Regions from separate parts of the Homo sapiens genome. Here region 1 is linked to region 2. Evidence: read pairs that join two places in POLR2A ChIA-PET (ENCODE). Cell type or tissue: MCF 10A. All regions are shown on one strand. Each heading gives the region's core, and the rest is flanking DNA. Links, peaks and the distances in the headings are about the cores only.

Region 1 (9,465 bases), core at 981-8,980, 1.2 Mb after region 2:
CATTTGGTGAATGATTACCTGGCCACAGACTGGCTTTCACCACTGGAGATGCTTCCATTCTTGATCATCCATTGTACTCCCTGTACCAGAAACAATAACAGAAGAGAGCCAAGCAGAACTGTCTCAGAGCTGTCACCTTCTAAGAGAAATTATCTTTTGGAACTTTCCTCTTCTGTTCTTTTTTTTTCTTCTCCCCTACAGATTGAAATTTCTGCTTTGAATTGTCCCTGTAGAAATTTGAGACATTGATCTTCATTCCACTTGTTCTCTTCTTCTTAGCCCTCCCTTTTATGCAAGTTTCAACCAACAACTATTTTCCAAAAGGCAGAAGACCTCTACTATTTCCCAGCCCTCATACTTCACCTATATTTGGAGACCTTAATTTCTGGAACAGTACTCCCATGAACCAATGATGATAACTCATTCATACTGTTCCGCCACTGAGGCAACGCTTCATAATGTCAAAGGGCATGCAGTTGCCTGGACCAGCAGAGAAGCCTTTTCAGCTGTTTCACGTAGTGGATTAGAGCTCAGATTTAGAGCCAACTTCAATTTCAAATATCAGCTTCACCCACTGTAGGCTGTGGTATCCCATTCAGGTTCCTTAGAGTGTCTCACCCTGTTTTTTCATTCACCAAAATGGTTAGTAAGACCTCCCTCACGGGGATGCTGTGAGGTTGAAATGAGATCTGTGTGTAAAGCACTGAGCACAATGGTGGACACTTGGCAAATGCTCAGTGAAGCTGGCTTTATTAACAAGGGGCTATCCAAGAGACAGAGTATCCTTTTTCCCTGTTACCATCAGTCACCTCTCAATCACAAAGAGTTCCCTTTTCCAAAAGGCCAGGTCTGTCCACAGATGTCTTTATTGTGTTCTTGTATATGTTGTCTGACAAAACCAAGCTGCAAGGAGGTTTGGCTCAACAAAATGGCATGCCATCATTTATTAAACTTTGGCAAAAGAGGATTCTGTTCTCCATAATTCACATCCACTTGAAATAATTTCACTTGACTTCATTAAGCTTGAAGGATTGCACTTTTCCTTCACCCCTTTCTTCCTCGTAGTTACTTAGCCTTTACAACTCAAAAGATAATTGCTGTATTAACAAATGTTTATAGCATAATAAAGGAGTGGGAGGAAGGCGAAGGATTTTTTTTCTATCTGGGCTATTCCCTTTGGTTTCTTGGAAGTACTGGATAGCAATGGAATAAGTCATAGATAATTTTTGGAAATCAACCAAAGGATTAATTTTCCAGCCACCAGTAAACAGTTCTTAACCGGAGACCCTAAGACTTTGTGGGGAATGAGGCTACCAGGAATTCCTAGTGGCTAAAAGGATGTCACCACAACTCTGAGCTGGGAAGAAATCCTGACTTTACTGGAAATCAGGAAAAGACTCTGGAAGGTACTGGTAGGGCCTGTGGAAATCCCCCTCTCAGTCCTTGGGTTGGGGGATTTAAGAGAACCTTCTAGAGAATGCTCCCCTTTTCTTTAGGCTAATGAAGCATTGAGCTATTTACATAGAAATCTCATTTAACTGTGTGTTACAGGCTGTAATGTCCCCCTTGCCCCAAATTTATATGTTGAAGACCTATCCCCCAGGACTTATGAACATAACTACGTTTGGAAATATGGTCTTTAAAGAAGCAATCTAGCTAAAATGAAATCATTAATCCAATAGGACTAACATCCTTATGAGAAGACAAGATTAGGACACAGGCATGAACTGGGGGAAGACCATGTAAAGACACTCAAAGAACTGACCCTACCACCCCCTCGAGAGAGGCCTCAGAAGAAGCAACCCTCCTGGCACCTTGATTTCACACTGCTAGCCTCCAGAACCATGAGAAAATGGATTTCTGTTGTTTAAACCACCCAGTCTATGGTGTTTTGTTATGGCAGCCCTAGCAAACTAATCCACTGTGTGGAGGGACACAGGAAACACGCCTTCATGACTGGGGAAGATGATTCCTTCATGGTCCCTTTAAAACGTTCAAAAGGCTTTACAAGGAGTATCTCTGATACTAGGAAACTCAAAGTGGGTACATGGTAAAAAAGGTTCAGGAGTCAGAAGTGATCCTGCTCATGCAATTCACCTCCTTGCAGTGACTTTGCTCTATTGGTTGATAACTGGAGTCCTGGGCTGTCTTTCCTCTCTCTGTATATATAAGGGCCATTGACAGTGAGGGATGCACTTAGCGCTCTGCTCAGTCCTTGGCTTTTCCCTCTCTCTCCCCTCTTCTCTTGCTTTCCCCAGAACATAAACTTTGATTAGTCTTTGACCCAGCCATAATGTTTTCCTTGTGAATTATAAGTGAAATTATATCATCGCCAGTGTTCGAGCCCTCTCCTCACCTCTCTGACCCTGAAGTTTTCTATGAGCTTGCTCACATGATAGGGAAATGATGGCAAGAGCTTTGGTAAAGAGACAAATTTTGCCCTACAACAGATCACTTATGTCATACTTGGGCAAATCTTTCTGAAATCCCTCAGTTTCCCCTTCTGAAAAATATAGAGTTGAGGCAAAACTATCTTTAATATCCCTCCAGCATTACCATGCAATGATTATAATCCATCTGCTTCACAAAAATGTACACAAATATACTCATAGATACACACATATATATCTTCCCTCAGGTCATGAATGCATAGCTCATTCTTGAAGATCAGTTCGAGTTCAAGCATGGAACGCTGTGCATTCTGTAAAATAATGTAAGCAATAAACTGCACTTGCAGAAACCAGTCATTAATGGTCCCAAATAGAAAAATAAACTTTTCTTTGTACTCATGTTTTCAAGTGCTGTAAAAATGCTTGCCCTAAGTCTCAGATATAATAAGTCATAATTTAAGAGATATGGGTAAAAATGCTTGAGCCAGATGTTTGCTTTTTTTTTTTTTTTTTTGAACACACACGGCTTGTTTGCCTTTTACCCACTGCAGCAGTTCAGCCTCAGAGGATAACTAAGAAAAACCTCTGAGATTGTTAGAGGGGAGCTTCACCTGCCAGTCTGGGCTGCAGGATCTCTATAGCAACCAAACATAAATCAAGGAAATGGCCCCTTTTGTAAGTTGGTTAATAGGCACAACATGCTTCTTTAGAAAATCCAACCATTCTTTCAATAGACTTTGATTGAAAGTCAGCCTTTTCTTCAGACACATTCACATTCACATCTAGTAGCAGCTTGTATGGCTGTCCACGGGCTAATTTATTACCCTTTAAAGATCTGGCAAAGAAAAAATGGCTCTCAGAACAATGTTTACATTCAGAGGCATAAGCACAGAGGCACAAAAGAACATCCTTTTGTTCTGAACTTGGAATATTAATCTTTAACCCAGGACTTTAACTTTCCCTCTCTTATGGGGATTGACAGAACCACTCCTCTCACTAAAATTTTACCAATTTAATACAACGTTGTTTCTAACATGTGAGAAGGGGGTAGTGAGTCTTCCTCCCACTTTTTTTTTTTGCCAAACCTTGATAGAGATTAATTGTTTCTCAAACTCCCCATCCTTTTCTTGAAGAATACCCTGCTTCAGGGGTTGCTGATGAGCAGAGTTGGCTCTCTTGTCCCCAGTAGGAGAATTTGACAAATTAACAAAAATACAAAGACTGTTCTTCACTGCTGGCGATGCAGCGAGTTTAGGGCCATTGGATGGTGAGATAGCCCCTTCCCACCCTCACCCCACCAAAATGTAATTTGGAAATGTGTCCAAGAAATGTCCCACATTGAGCAAGTCCTCCCCGATGTCACAGAGTCTAAAGGCAAAGTGGGGCACACACAGCATTTTCTTTCATGTGGGCAGGGACATGTCACTAAGTGAATGGTGAGCTTTCTCTCAAAGAGGGGAGCCAAATGCTATGCCCCGTCTTCCTTTGAGGTGGGAAGAAGAGATGGGGAAAAGCCTATAGAAACAAACCTTTGTAGTTTTTGTTAAAGTAGATTATAAGATGAAAAAGTTCTTCTAAAACAAGAGAGAGCTTGCGTTGCTCTATGTAGCTTCATATCCCTGACAGAGTTAGGCAAAGAAAGATTTATATTAATGCCTTCCTCTTTAGCTTTCTTAATCCTCAGAAACCAAAGTCTCCAGAAGCTAGACTCCTCAGGAGCTCCTTTCCCTTTGATATGGTCAGCTGTCCCCACTGGCAAGTGGGGAAGAAAGAGCCCTGCGTTGGTTTCAAAATGGGCATGTTTAAACGTGCCCTTGATTTTAGCTGCAGGCCTGTGTTATGAGAAAACATGGTCCTGCCCTATTCGAGGCTGGTCACTTAGAAATAGCTTTTGCCTTAGTGTCAGCCTGAAAATACCTTTGGGGTCTGTGAAACTGAAGACGCTCCCAAAATTTAATGCAAACTAAGCATGATGTGTTCTCCGCGAGAGCCAAAAAGATCCTAGACACTCAGTAAAGGAGGTTGGTTTTGTTTTTTGTGTGTTATTTTTAATTTTTTTCCTGTGGCTGAGAATCCAATGCAGACAAAAGATTAGCTCTCCTAGTTATTCACAGCCTGGCTGTGCAGTCACGCAACCAGATCAGACACGTTATGTAGAATTTTTCGCCGTATACCTGTATCTGTATTCTGATACGTTACGGAGAAGCAGTACAGTACTGTAGTTAAAAATGTGGGCAAAGGCTCTGAATTTTCAGTGTTCAAATGCCAGTTATGCCACTTACTGGCCGTGTCAGTCTGGGCAGTGAGCACCTATCTGTACTCAGTTTTGTCATTTGTAAGATGAGGCTATAATAATACCTACTTCATAAAGTCCTTAAGAGTTGATGTTTTATAATGAACCACTTAGACCAGTGCCTGGCATATCACAAGCCCTCAAACGTTCATTGTTATTAACATTTTTAATGCTTCTTTTTGTAGTTGATGCTATTGTATTGTTGACGATGGGAAGAATGCCTATTACCCAACATACAACACAGCATTTTCCAATTTCAGATGATATTTTGCAGAACACTGGACAAGAGAAAAAGAATTTCCCGAGGCTAGAGTTACTCCATTTAAAAAAAAAAAAAAAAAAAAAGTTCAGAGATAGGAAGCAGCTGTCTATGACAATAACTAATCCCATTTTCCTAAAACCATCATCACCTAGTATCTCTATCTTTGCTTTCGTCTGATTAAATGGAAATGTCTCAGGTTTAGGAGTTCTGGCTAAAAAGGTGGTATGTGTTTGTCTTCTGCCTGTTCTCTGCCACCAAAATGAAGAACTGGTTCTGCTCACCTACCCTAGCCAGCCTCACAGGGTCACAACCTAGTTGCATTTTTGAAATTCAAGCCAAGAATGCTGGAGCTCAATTTCACATGTGTCGTAACTGGGAGTGGCTACTCATGGCTCATCGGTTGTCTGCACCCTTCTCATTTGTTCTAAGGGCTTTGTTACTTTGAATAAGCCTTCTTAGCTTCAGCCCAAGTATCACAGAGACAATAACTTCGGAGGAGGTAAGGAGGGGATGTTCACCGAAGGATTCACCGAGGAAAATGCAGCCTGTTTCCCAGGAAAGAGCTCCACATCTGTAAGAATTCCATGAACAAGTCAGAACTTGCCAAAAGGATCAGCATAATCAAAAAACCAAAGAGGACTGAGATAAACCAAAAAACACCATATGTTGATTATGTTGTCATTCGTTAAGAATTAAGTTTATAAACCTTGGGTACTCACTGAGAAGCAGCATATTCTAGTAGGAAAAGTCCAGGTTTTGAAGAGAGACATTTGAACCACAGGAACTTAACTTTAGTACTTACCGCATGGCCTTAGGCAAGTCCTGGTAGTGAATTCATTCTCTCTACCAGTCAGCATCCAATAAGGAAAAATAAATGCCATTCCAGCTATTTCTAGCAGAAGGAATTGAATATGGGGAGTTGGTCATACAGTTGATGTAAGAGCTAAAAGAGGAAACTGCAGAATGGGGCCACCCAGACATTAGCTACAACAGAAAGCCACTACCCCTCTCCCAACCCAGGCTGAAGGGACTACAGGAAGAGATGGTGCTGTTGGAGGTTAAGATCTGGGGCAGACAGTGGGAGCTAAAACCACAGAGGAAATTCAGTCACTGTGGGAGAAGCCACCTAAGGCAGAGGGAGAGAGGAGAGAGACCATAGCTTCTCTCCTTCCAACGGCCCGTTGGCGGAAGCTTCCTAGAAGTCATTTGGCAATGTATTCGTGGCCTCCCAGTCTTTTCTCCTACTGTTTCTGTAAAAGAAGAGAGAGGAGGAAGAGGGAGTGGAGGGGGGAAGGAAGAGGAAAAATCACCAGCTTTGCAGATTTGCTCTCAGATTCATTCCCTGCCTTTACCCTGCTCTGGTCTTTATCACAGGGTATCGAGGTGTATACACAGATAATAGTGCCCCAGTTAGCCCTTTACTATGTGATTAGTCCTGCTGTGTCTCATGGAAAAAGTATTTCTGCTTTTTTCTCGAAAGACAATCTGTCCATTTTCCCAAAAGAGTAATATGTTACCCAAATTATATAGACTATGTGTTACCACTTACCGTGTAACTCTCATATGCTAGAGGGGCAACATGGTACAGTAGTTAAGAGCAAGAGCTCTTAAGTACTTGTGTTCAAATCCTGGTTGTGCTTGCTTTGTGACTGTTGGGCATTTTAACTGCTATGGTCAGAATATTTGTGTGCCTCAGAAATCCACATGTTGAAATCCAGTCCCCAATGTGTTGGTATTAAGAGGTGGAGCTTTGGGGAGGTGATGAGGTTCTGCCTTCATCAATGGCATTAGTGCCCCTATAAAAGAGGTTTGAGGGAGACCCCTTTGTCCTTCCACTATGTGAGGATGCAGTGAGAAGATACCATCTATGAAGAACAGAACTTTACCAGACATCAAATCTGCTGGTACCTTGATCTTGGACTTCCCAGGCTCCACGACTGTGAGCAATAATTTTCCATTGTTTATGTATTACCCAGTCTAAGGTATTTTGTTATAGCAACCTGGACAAACTAAGACATTAACCTCTCTGGTCTCTTGTTTGTATGATGGGATTAAAAAGAGTCCCAGCCTCATGACACTTTTATTTTATTTGCCTAATATGTAGGGCTGTGTTCTTTTAAGTATTAAATGAAAATTCTCCCAGGCCTAAGATTCGATATGTCAGTGGCCCACTTTTATTGCTGTGATATGTGGACAAGATGGGACTATTTCTCCTTTGGTTTTGACTAAGACACTCACATGCTAGATAATGAATACCAATCTAAATGTAAGGCAGATCACCAACAGCAGAAAATAATATGTTGAGAACAAGTTCCATGACCCTTAGGCCCTTTACCACAGCAGCTAGACGGAGAATTCTGAAGTATCAGGACGGGAACAAGGATATATGGAGATGGAGGATTTATTTAGAGAAAAGGGAGCTTTGCCTCACACACCAAATGTGTTTCTCAAAAGTGCATCTTGTTGGCTCAGTAAATTTTCATGGTTTTCTATATTAGAGACTTAGGATCTAGTTGAATCAACTGTCTAAGCAAAGTATGTTCAAGGATGCCTAATCTTACATAATAGAATGAGCCCTAGGGACATCCACCAAAAGAGGCAAAACTTGAGATGAGCCTTGAAAGAAGAAACTTAGAAGAGGGTAAGAAGACACATACATCATGAAGTATTCCAGAAACAAGGAAAGATCCTCTCAAACCCACAGTAGAAAATTCAAAGGGCAAGGCAGCCTGGAGTCTGCCAAAAAGGCTTTTTTTTCCCCCAAAGAAGCTGGTAACTAGGGTTTTGCTGGAAGTTCCTACTTAGAGGAAAATTAAGCTATCTATGTCCATGGGAAATGAAAGGTGGGAAGTAACTTCACTATTTCCTAGCTTTCTGGGAACTCGGGCAAATTATCTCTGTGCTTCTGTTTCATCATCTGTAACATGTTGATTTTAATTGTACCTACCTCTTGAAGTCGACATGAGGTTGAAATGAGTTCATACATGAATATATTTAGCATGGTAGCCAGCAGGTAGTAAACATTCAAAAATTCTTAGTTTAATTATTGTAATTATTCAGTGGTAAAGGTCTGGCAGAGAAAGAATGAAATTATCTGGATTACTGGAGGGGGAAAAAAACCCTCACTCTAACTGGGAGGGTCAACTTATTCCCTGTCCAAATTGTTTACTGTTTAATTCAGTTCTCAGAATGGATCTCTAACTCTGACCCATGAACCGGTCCATGTATTACTAGTTAGAATTTGGAAGTCCCATTGCTTTTGTTCACCTGCCTGAATCCATAATATATTTAAGTGAGCCAGACATCTCACTTGCATGCTATCCTAGCAGTGCTTTACTTCTAAACTGCCCTGGACAAGATATTTTGCAGGAGTGAGAAGATATGCCTTCAGTGTCATGGGCAGTCCGTGAGGCTCGTGGACTGAGAAGATTCCTAGAGACTTTGAGTTTTGTGTAGGGCTCTCATTTCCTACCTAGATAGTGTCTGTGAAAGAGCTAAATGGATTCTACAATGGCTAAAGACCGAAGTCTTTTATCTGGCCTGTGTAGACTTATAAGAGTTCCATGTATATAAACTTCAGGAAATCCATGAACTCTGTGATGGTATGCAAAATGGTATGTTCCCACACAAGTGTACATCTTAGGAGAGGATTAATTGCTTTCATCATATTCTCAAATGGTTAACAAATAACTCAGGATAAAGTAAGGGAATTAAGGTCTAGATATTTTACCAGCAGAATAATTAGACCTATAACTGAAACATAGAATTAGAGGACAAAAGGAGCTTACAATCAGTTCACTTAGCCCTACAACCTTTCCCTCCCTATTCCTGATGTTGCTTGAAAAACTGAGTACTCAGAAGGTATTCTTTTTTTTTTTTTTTTTTTTTTTTTTTTGACTTACAGCTTACTTTTAATTTTGTCTTGGATTTAGACTGGTCAAAGGTATTCCTGCTTCCTCCACAGAGATGTAACATTATATGAATTCATAAGAATCATGGTTTGTTTGTTTTCTTGTAATCTGAAACAGCTTTTATCAAAAACCTAATTCATAAAGAAAAGCTAATCATGTACAGGGAAAAGCAGATCTTCGTGGGGATTTTTTTCCTTTATCAGCGTAATTATAGTCTTATTTTTTCTTTTTGTTTTCTCCCCTGTTAAAAGCAAGAGATGGTCCCATTTTTTCCCCTCATTCCCCAGTCTAGTCTCATGCATGGGACTAATTTGACAAGACAAATCATTGGAAGAACATTTATCTTTATCCAGGAGGTTGTTTTCAGAAATTTTTTGATGTTGTCCTAGATTTCTACTTTTTTAGAGGCTTTTTGAAATGACAGATGGGCTCAACTGCTTTTAATGCCTGGTGGGGTGAGGAAGAATTGCATTCACTTATGTGTGTGTGTATACATATGAGAAACATTAATTTTTAATTTACTCTGTTTACCTTGAGAAACTGCCAGTGAATGATTCAGATATTCCACAGAAAGGGACTTTCTTTTGTAATATAGGACAAAAGACAGCT
Region 2 (9,465 bases), core at 527-8,526:
CAGCGTGAACTCTGGTGCTCCAGGGACCAGGTACCAGGGGAGTGGCATCATTTATATGAAGAGAGGCAGTACTTTGTTCAGATAAATATCTCTGTTTAGACAGTTTAGCTTGAGTGTGAATTACCTTCTTGAGTGTGAAAGGTGATGCCTCCCTCCTAGGGTACAGAAGGAGAAGCCTGACATAGCTGAAATATTCTGCAAGATGAGGGGAACAATTTTGAATTTTCACTGGCTGCCTGGCAGAGAGGAGAGGATGAGCGTGGACATGCATAGAAGGGGGAGATATATGAAGGGACTGGGGACATTGCAGCAGGCCTGAGGCCAAAGGAGGAACGCGGAATAGTAAGACATTTCCTTGAGGACCAAGAAACACCATGTTTAATTTTGTGTTGTCTTCCAGGCTGCAATGAACTGGCCTTTCCCTTCCCTTATGCCTTTAGTAAAATTGCTACCAGTAGCAGCCTTGTATTAGTCATGATTTTGGAATTGAAATGAAAAGGGGAGGGGAGCTGTGCCAGAGTCACCCCATGCAGAGAAGAGAACAGCTATAGTGGGAGCTGGAGTGAGAAGACACCGGGACCCTGGAAAGCCCAGCAAATCTTCCCAAGTCCTGTGCAGACTACTGGGCTTCCCATAGTATGTGGGAGAGGCTCAAGTCAGTTTCCAAAAGTGGCAAACAAAGGGGTGACACAAGGAGGCTGGGCAACTGGGGAATAGTTGGGCTGCAGACACTTGGCTGACAAAAATAATCTATAAACCCGGATGAATTCCTCAAATAGCTCCAGGAGGCCCAACGTGCCCCTGCTAAGTTCTCTTCAGTTTGTTCTTTGTGGCTCTGATCAAATGAATTCACACTTCAAAGGTCCAATTATTGAGGTGTCTGTATCAATAGGAATCGAAACAGGGTTCTGCTTCATTGGAAAGGAAGGATCAGGGCTAATGTCTCAATTCACCCTTCTGAGTCTAAACAAACTAACAAACCATATGGGCTTTTGGAATCCCCTATTTAGCACAAATGGCAATTCGTGCATTTTTATCTTGTGTTTTCCTTCATATTTGATGAAGCTGCTCTGCAGATTTGCTGGTTCTCCCTCTCTCCCTTTCCCCTATCTTCTCTCTTTCTTTGAGTGTGCAAGAATTTTCCACAGGATCCTTTAATTTTTGACCCAAATAGAAGATCAACATATTATTGCTTTGGATGTGTTCTTTCAAAGGGAAAAATATAATGTGGGTTTTGTGGCATCAAAGAGATAAAGACGAGATGGCCACGTAAATGACATAGCGAGTACAAATTGACATTTTGATGATGCTTGAATCACACTGAACAGGTTTATGAAGAGAGAAACATTTTAAAGACTGAAGACCATTTTAACTCCTTAAGACAAAAGTTCTTAAAGAAATGTCTTTCAGATCATTTTCATTTTTTCTCTTTGCACTGTGGGACCAAGGAACTTAGAAGTAGTGGCTCTTGGAAAAGTCTTTGAAGAAAAAGTCTAAGATATTGTGTAACCGAAATGGCACACAAAACATGGGGCTTAGAACATCAGGCCCCATGATAGAACTGGAGACTTGGGGCCCTGACACGCAGCTATCATTTGCCAAATGCACAATGTCTTGTAATATTTTTCTGGTCCTGGCAGTATTAATGAAGAGGGTCCACATCACTGGGGAGGGTGGATTGTGAAAAGTTATTAAGTTGTCCTGTAGCTGTCAGGCAGTGTCAGCCTCACAACATGAGAGAACTGGGAAGAATCATTCAGTTTGGTGTTTGATAGTGTTTGGCATCACATTCACAGTTTTTGTCATCTCCACCTACTTTTCCTTTTATCTACCTTACTTAGATTATTTGCTTAATAATCTGTTAAACTGACCCACTACAGAGGAAACATCTTATTATTCAGTAATAAAAATCCATTTGACATAAATCAGAAGATAACCACAAAAATAGATGCATGGCAAAAGCCTTTGTTACTTTGGAGCTGAAGGTTCTGGCTGAACATTGCTCCTGAGATCCACTCTCTCTTTGTTAAAAAAGAAGGTAAGTGTCAAGAGAGGTGTTAAAGGCAGACTAGCACCACACCGAATCTCTCTCCTTGCCTTATTTGGAAGGAGATATAACCAGGAAGAAAACCGTCAGAGAAACAGCTTTCTCGTGGTGTGATTCAACATTATTTAAAACTGTCTTTGTACCTCTAAAATCTCAGCTAAAAAAATTACCATGAGTCCCTCCAGAAATATAATTCCCGTGTATGTAGCTTAATTTCTTCATTTTAAAGGTCACTGAAGTCCAGAGAAGCTAGGGGTCACCCAAAGTCACACAAGGAGTCCTTGGATAAGCTATAAATTTTATTTCTTTGAGACTAATTCTCCTGAACGACTGTGGGCCCCATTTCTTGCTGGCTGTCACTGGAGACCACCCTCAGCCCTAGAGGTCATCTATAGCTCCTGTCATGGGAACTTTCCCCACATGGCGGTTTACTTCATGAAGCTGGCACGGAGAGTCCCTAGAGCAAGTCTGCCAGCAAGAGGGAATCTTAGATTATGTAATGTAATCACAAGGGGTGACATCAAATTTGCCATATTCTCTTGGCTAGAAGCAAGGTACAGGTCCTGCACACACTGAAGGACAGGAGATTATCCAAGGTGTGAACATTAGGAGGTGGTGGGGAGTGTAGGAGGCCGGTCTGGAGTCTGGGTGCCACAGTGTACATGGGAGTTCATTATGCTATTCTATCTGCTTACCCTTGAAATTTTCCATAATAAAAAGAATTATTTCTTTCTTTTTTTAAAAGTCTGCCATATCTAAATTTCCTATAGTAAATACATTTCTAGATTAGCTTTAAAAAAAGAATTCTAGGCCAGGCGTGGTGGCTCATGCCTATAATCCCAGCACTTTAGGAGGCTGAGGTGAGAAGATCACTTGAGCCCAGGAGTTCAAGACCAGACTGGGCAACATAGTGAGACCTGTTTCTCTCTACAAAACAATAAAAAATTAGCCAGGGGTGGTGGCGTGTGCTTGGAGAGGCTGAGGCAGGAGAATCTCCTAAGCCCAGCAGGTCAAGCCTGCGATGAGCTGTCTTTACACCACTGCACTCCAGCCTGGGCAACAGAGCAAGACCGTGTCTCAGGTTAAAAAAAAAAAATTTCCTACTGAGTTAACCAGGAAGCAGCAACTCTACAAAGAATTCTCGATGTACTTGTGACCGATATTTTATCCACATATTCAGCCATTTATCCAATAAGCATTTCTTGAATTCTATTGCACACTGGCCTAGGTGCTGGATGTACAGTTAGACACATCTATGTCCTCAAAAAAAAGAAGTCCACAGGGACTTACGTGGACAAGTGAAGCAGGTAGTTACAGTGCAGAGTGACAAGTGCCAAAGCACATCTACACTTGGGTGCCCTGAAAATGCAGAGGACTCTGAAACCACTTCTATTTAAAATTATCTTCCCTGAAAGGGTTTGATGTGTAGTGGCTTACAGACGGCTGCCCATTCTGTGCTATCCTCCCATCTACAGGGGGACCGTTGAGTCCTGGCTGGCACTCAGACTTGTTTGGGCCAATCCAGTGTGGATGAAGGGATCCTGTGTGATTTGAGACTGGGCCTCATGGGATCTGCAACTTCTGTTTTCGTGTGCTTGGGACTCTTTCTCTTGGAAATCAACAGCCAAGTAAGAAGTCTACCCTGCCGGAGGAAAGGCCGCATAGAGGGAGGCCTGAACCAGTGTTTGATGTCCCAGCTGAACTCCAGCCATCTTGGATGTTTAAGCCACTAAGTTTTGGGTCGGTGTGCTATTTAGCAACAGATAACTAAAACTTCAGTTGTAGCTAAGCCATGAACAAATTCTAGCCTGCATCCGCGGTTTCCACACACAGAACTTAACACACAATCGTGTGGTCACTCACATCCATATCTGGCATACCCCAAACCAGAAGGAGGCAGGTTTGGCCAAAGACTACGAAGAGGGCTGCACAGTATCCACCAAAGGCGGATCACTTCGTAGAGTCTTTAAGATGGCTCCTTTGGCTTCTTTCTATCCTGGGACACTGCAAAAAGCATCAGACATCTGACGCCCCCCCTTTAAGTTCCCAGTCCACTGGCAAACCTGCAATTTCTTACTGAAGAAGAGTGAGCTATGTTTCTGAAGCTAAAGGGGGACTGAAAACTCAAGTGATTGGAATTAGCGCTAGACAAGCAAAAGCTCTTTGGATGCCCACTAACGAGTCTAGGCGTACTCACCTGAAGACATCAGCAGGACGGCCTGAAGGAGGGCTACTTCAGTGTCATCCAGGTTGAAAGAAGACAGAGACATGCCCAGGTCAAAGATGGCGTCTGACACCACCCCAAGACCCCCATTTTTCAGCTGGCCCCGTGTCACTGCCATTTCCCCATTCAAGGTTAAAGTCTCACTTTCTGGGTCATAGCGCACAGCAGCGCGAAGGGACATGATCTCCATGCAGCAGCCTTTGAGGAGGATGATCTGGTCTTCACATGGCAGCTGAAAAGAACCAGTTCATGTCAGCAAAGAACAAATGCAAAAATGCCAGTCAGGAACAACATACAGTATCTTAAAAGCAATAGGAATAACCTTCTGTGATTAACATTTGTCCTGCATTCTTTGAGCCCATGGTTTTCCCTTCCCTACTTGGCTGCAGACTTTCGACAACCATTTTTCATACTCAAAGTTGACTGTAATCTTCACCAACTTTAACCTCAGGAGTTTGCATTGCTTTTATGACAGACACAGTTCTCCAACTGCTATTACAGTCGTGTGTGAAACTGTGCTAATAACCCCTCAGTTTGGGGGTTTGTATTATAACTTCAACTGATAACTGCTTGAGAGCAGGGTTTATGTTAAACTCTCCATTTTTGTTTGTTTGGTTTTTTGTCTTGTAGCTTGAATAGGTAACAGCTTACCCTACTGTTTAGCTGGCAACTGGGCTTCCTTTTGGTTTTTGAAGCACGTTTGCTCTTGTAGCCTCTTGGCACAAAGCTAGAGGGTTGTTGGCAGAGATACATGTTGCCCATGAGGCCCAGAGATATAAGCTTCATCTAAAGTCACCCAGGGACTTGAAGGCAGAGGGGAGAGCAGAATTCAGACCTCCTGACTCCCAAGGTTGTGTTCTTCTCAGCACCTTAGACACAGGATTACTCAACACACTGGGTCTTTCTGCCAGTGTTGCAATCTCCTTTTAAGCTCATTTGGTTACCCTGTTAGTTAAGATTTGTGAGAATGTGGCAACGTTAATAATAAAAAATACCTTTGCTTATAGGCAAAATAAGAATTTTATTTTCTGGAAGGGGAGACTATTTAATTAAATGCCATTATCAAAGGAGTTTGGAAAGCTATTAGTAAATGGGTGTGTTTGATGAATTGGGCATCATGCCCAGATTTCCATGCATCACCTCATTTAATCTTCACAGCAGTACAATGAAGTAAATATTCTAATTCCATATTACTTACAGATGTGGAAATCCAGGCACTGAGAGGGTAACAAGCTGGGTGGGGGCGGGGGTGGTCAAATGAATGTTTCATGGGTGAGGCTAGGATTTGAAACTGGATCTGTCAGAATCCAATGCCAAGAGAAGAAGGAAACATAACTCTTTTTTTTTTTTTTTTTTTTTTTTTTACCATGGATATGACTAAGTTTCCATAAACAACAAATATGTGAGTTACACCTAATATCTGTCTCTTCATTAGAGCAGTTACAAATTCCTTTTGGGAAACGCTCTTGGCAATACTCAACCAGTCCAATTTAGGTTATTATATAAAAGTAATACAACTGAATTACATCTAAAATACTGGGCATTTTATGTTTTTTACTAGCTCAGCCTAGTCACTTTACCATTTAATTTCAAACTGCTTGGCTTTTTCTTCAGAATAAAAGTCATTGCATATTTGATTCTGGAATCCATACATATGAATTCTCTCCTTCCGCTCATTTTTTAAAAAGCACTGTGATTTGCTTTTGTCTAGGTTCTGATTGTTAAACACAGATTGCTGACCCCAACCTCTGAGTTTCTGCATTTCCCCCAAGTTCCCAGGTAATGCTTATGTTGCTGGTTCACAGATCCCACTCTTGAGAACCACTAGCATAGAACAGCAACAAGAAGTTACTAATCAGATCAAACCATTTATTTTTAAAATGTGTCACAAAGTATGCAAACTGGGGCAGGCCCCACTTTTGAAACCAATTCTGATTATAGATGAAGTAGAAATTTTCTTTTCCAAATTTCTAGTTTAAATACCAACTGTTGAAGATTAGTTCAAATTTAAATAAAAGCTGAATAAGTATTTGCAAAGGATCACCAATGGTTTAAAAACTAGGCCAGATGCCTTTTCCTTTAAGAGGGATTTGTAGGATCCTGGTGAGATTTGTTTCAACACGTGGGCAAATAATCTCTTAGACACCTGCCAAAATGCTTTCATTGTGAGAACACTCAACAAGGGCCTGACAGGCAGAGATGCAGGGATACTCCCACAGGTTCTTCCTGCTTCCTTAGGAGAGCATCACTCAGGTTGACTGGCAAAGACGACAGGGCCCTGCACTCTAGGAGTGGTTTTGCATGTTGTTTTGGCAGCTCTGCCGGCGATGATTTTAGATCTTGTGAAGCCCCTGGTGTCATGCCAGTCTTGTTTGGTGGGTTGGCGTGGATCTTAGAACAATTATCATGAACACAGTTTGAATAGCAGATGTGATAAACTGCCTCTGGCAAGAGACCCCTGGCTCTCAAGACCACCTGAGATCTCCAGCCCACTCCATGGGTAGCTCACGAACCTATACAGTTAATTCACCTCTTTTGGGTTTGAGAGAGAATATAAAAGGCTAAAGGTCATCAGGAGGCCTCAAAGACAGAAAGTACATGCAAAGGTGCTTTGCTGTAAAGGTGCTCCCACCATCCCGCCACCATTGTCTTTTGTAATTGGCAGACCACACGATATCAGGGTAGAAGGAGAGATGGAATCAAAAATGAAACAGCTTGGACTTTTAGGGAAACTTGGATAGATAAGCTTGCCACAACCCATGCTTGAAAAGTTCCACGTTGACCCCTCGCCCTTGCCGTGGATGAAAGTGCGCAGTGTGTTTGCTCCTGGTGGCGGAGATGGCTGCTGCTTCTGTTTTCTTCCTTCAACTGAAATATCTCTTCAGTGGTTTACATGAGTTTTACACTGGAAAAAAACCATCTCAGGGGCTGGGGGGGCGGTGGCATTCAAAGGGTACCATATGACTGGCAGGCTGGCTAGAGTTGTAGGGGTGACAGACTCAGTAGAGTTCCTCCTCAGACCCAAGAACTGGGGGCAAAGGGACACAGCCAGAGAGAGGACCAAGAGAGGTCCAGGAAAACAAAACCATCCCCTCAGACAAAAGAGAACGATGACAGCCAGAACTGGCAAGAGTGAGGGGAAACAAGCCCTTCGGTGCAGATGTGAGAGTGCACATACTTTCTCGAGGGCACTCTGGCAACACATATCAAAAGCCTGTATATCTCGGTCCTTAAATTCCATGTCCAGGCTTTACCCTTCAGACATAGTCAGTGATGCGGGCAGGATATAGTTGCCAGAACATTCACAGGAGCATATTTTTATTAGTGAAAAATTGGAAATGAACTATAGATCCAGTAAAAACAGATAACAGAATTTATGGTAGATGTATTCTTTGGAATACTATGTGGTCATTGGAAATCATTTTGTGAAAAAATATGTAAACGCTATGTCCTCCCATTGAAGGTAAAAAGTTGGTACAGTGACAGGTGCTGGTAACGATCTGCTTCTTTTGGTGCCGATCATGTGGGTGGGTTCAGTTTGTAAAAATTTATTGAGCTGCACTCTTATGACATATCCACATTCTTTAATAAAAAGTTAAAAATAATTTCATACACAGTACATTGTGGTATGCATTATATTAAATATGTTTTATACTTCATATATATGTATGTATGTGTATATGTGTGTGTGCACACACACAAATATTTGAAAAAAGACTAAAATAGGTGCCAAAATCTTGTGGTAGTGTTACCATAAATCATTACCTTTATTATGTTGTATAAATAAACCTTCAATGAATACGTATAATTTTTGTAATATCCTCTAAAATGTTAATAGATGTCTACTTCTAAAAAAGGCGTCAAAGGCATGGGAAGCTCCATGGCCAACACAGAGATATAAGTCAAAGTCCCTTCCTCAGTATCTACTGACTTCTTTAGGGGTGGGGTATGAGTCATTGCTACTGCAAGGCTGTGGGTACTAGCATATCAGGTACCCTGGTGCTATAGACTGAATGTCTGTATCCCTTCAAAATCCATATGTTGCAACCTAATCCCCAGTGTGATGGTATTGAAGGCGGGGCCTTTGGGAGGTGATGAGGTCATGAGAGTGGGGCCCTAATGAATGGGATTTGTGCCCTTGTAAAAGACATCCCAAAGATCTCCCTTGTCCTGTCCATCATGAAGGGACACAATGAGAAGACAGCTGTCTATGAATCAGGAAGCAGGCCCTCACCAGACAGTGAATCTGCTGGTAACTTGATCGTGAACGTCCCAGCCTCCAGAACTGTAAGACATAAACTTCTATTGTTTTTAAGCCACTCAGTCTATGGTATTCTGTTGCAGTGGCCTGAACTAAGACACCTGGCCCCCACCACAGTGAAGCTGGGGCTAAGAGGGAGGCAAACGTGCTCTCTCAGGTAGGTCTAGGGGCAAGATATCTGTTTCCCGAAGCCCACTTTCCTGTCCTTCTGGGTATGGCTTCTGTGGAGGCTCAGAAATTGGCAATGAGAAGTGTCCCCATAATGTCTGAGGTCTCTGTGTCCCTCTGATTCCAGCTAGGCTCCCATTATTGCAAACTCAAAGACAGAAGAGAGCTGGAAGCCAAGGCAGCAGGAGTCATTCCAGGTGAGGAAACTTAGCTTCTTTTTAGGTGAGACCAGGATCACTTATCACTCAGCCTGCTTACCTAAGAGGCTCACAGCTGTCCGTGACCCTCTCTATTTGGTATCTTTCTGGGTCCTCTTGAAGGTATACAGAGCAAGAGACAAGAATCTTACGAAATTTTTTTAAAGTTTTCCAGAAAACATAACCCCATTTGATTAAAAAAGAAGAAGGTTAGAGGCAGGATGGAAATGTAACAGATAAAATAAAAGCAGTATTAGCAGTTAAACTATGGAATACTTATTATAACCCAGGCACTGTCTAATCACTTTACAAATATATTATCCCACTTAAAAAACCTTTCAACAGCTCTAAGAGGTAGACATTATTGTAATCCCCATTTTAAAGATGAGATAAGTGAAGTTTGAAGACATTGGGTAACTTGTTTAGGATTCTTGCCCATGTAGCTGACTGTAGAGACTGTGGCATCAGCCACCACAGGGCAGGCCTGATAAAGTTCAAGTGTCCCAAAGGGAAAGTCGAAGAACTCCGGTGGGACAGCTCTACAGGGTGCCCTGAAGATGGGACAAGC

The links. Peaks named below come from ENCODE experiments on the same cell type or tissue, not always from the same donor. Only the 100,000 strongest peaks of a DNase experiment are listed, where the experiment ranks them.
Region 1: POLR2A ChIA-PET joins it to region 2 with 5 read pairs; 1 of 35 experiments calls an interaction of 5 or more read pairs at or near these places.

Annotation. Positions count from the first base shown.
Region 1 is chr3:25,288,591-25,298,055 of GRCh38, forward strand. It overlaps a transcript of RARB not described here. Among named protein-coding and RNA genes, the nearest start is that of RARB-AS1, 92 kb to the right of the region's middle. RefSeq lists enhancers at 2,824-3,413, 5,263-6,462. In MCF 10A, for the core only: no CTCF peak of the experiment used is centred there; DNase peaks (open chromatin) are centred at 4,191 and 5,321.
Region 2 is chr3:24,123,255-24,132,719 of GRCh38, forward strand. THRB (thyroid hormone receptor beta) reads right to left here. Exons shown (of 11, transcript NM_001354712.2): 10 at 4,245-4,503. Among named protein-coding and RNA genes, the nearest start is that of THRB-AS2, 23 kb to the right of the region's middle. In MCF 10A, for the core only: no CTCF peak of the experiment used is centred there; DNase peaks (open chromatin) are centred at 5,167, 5,477 and 6,437.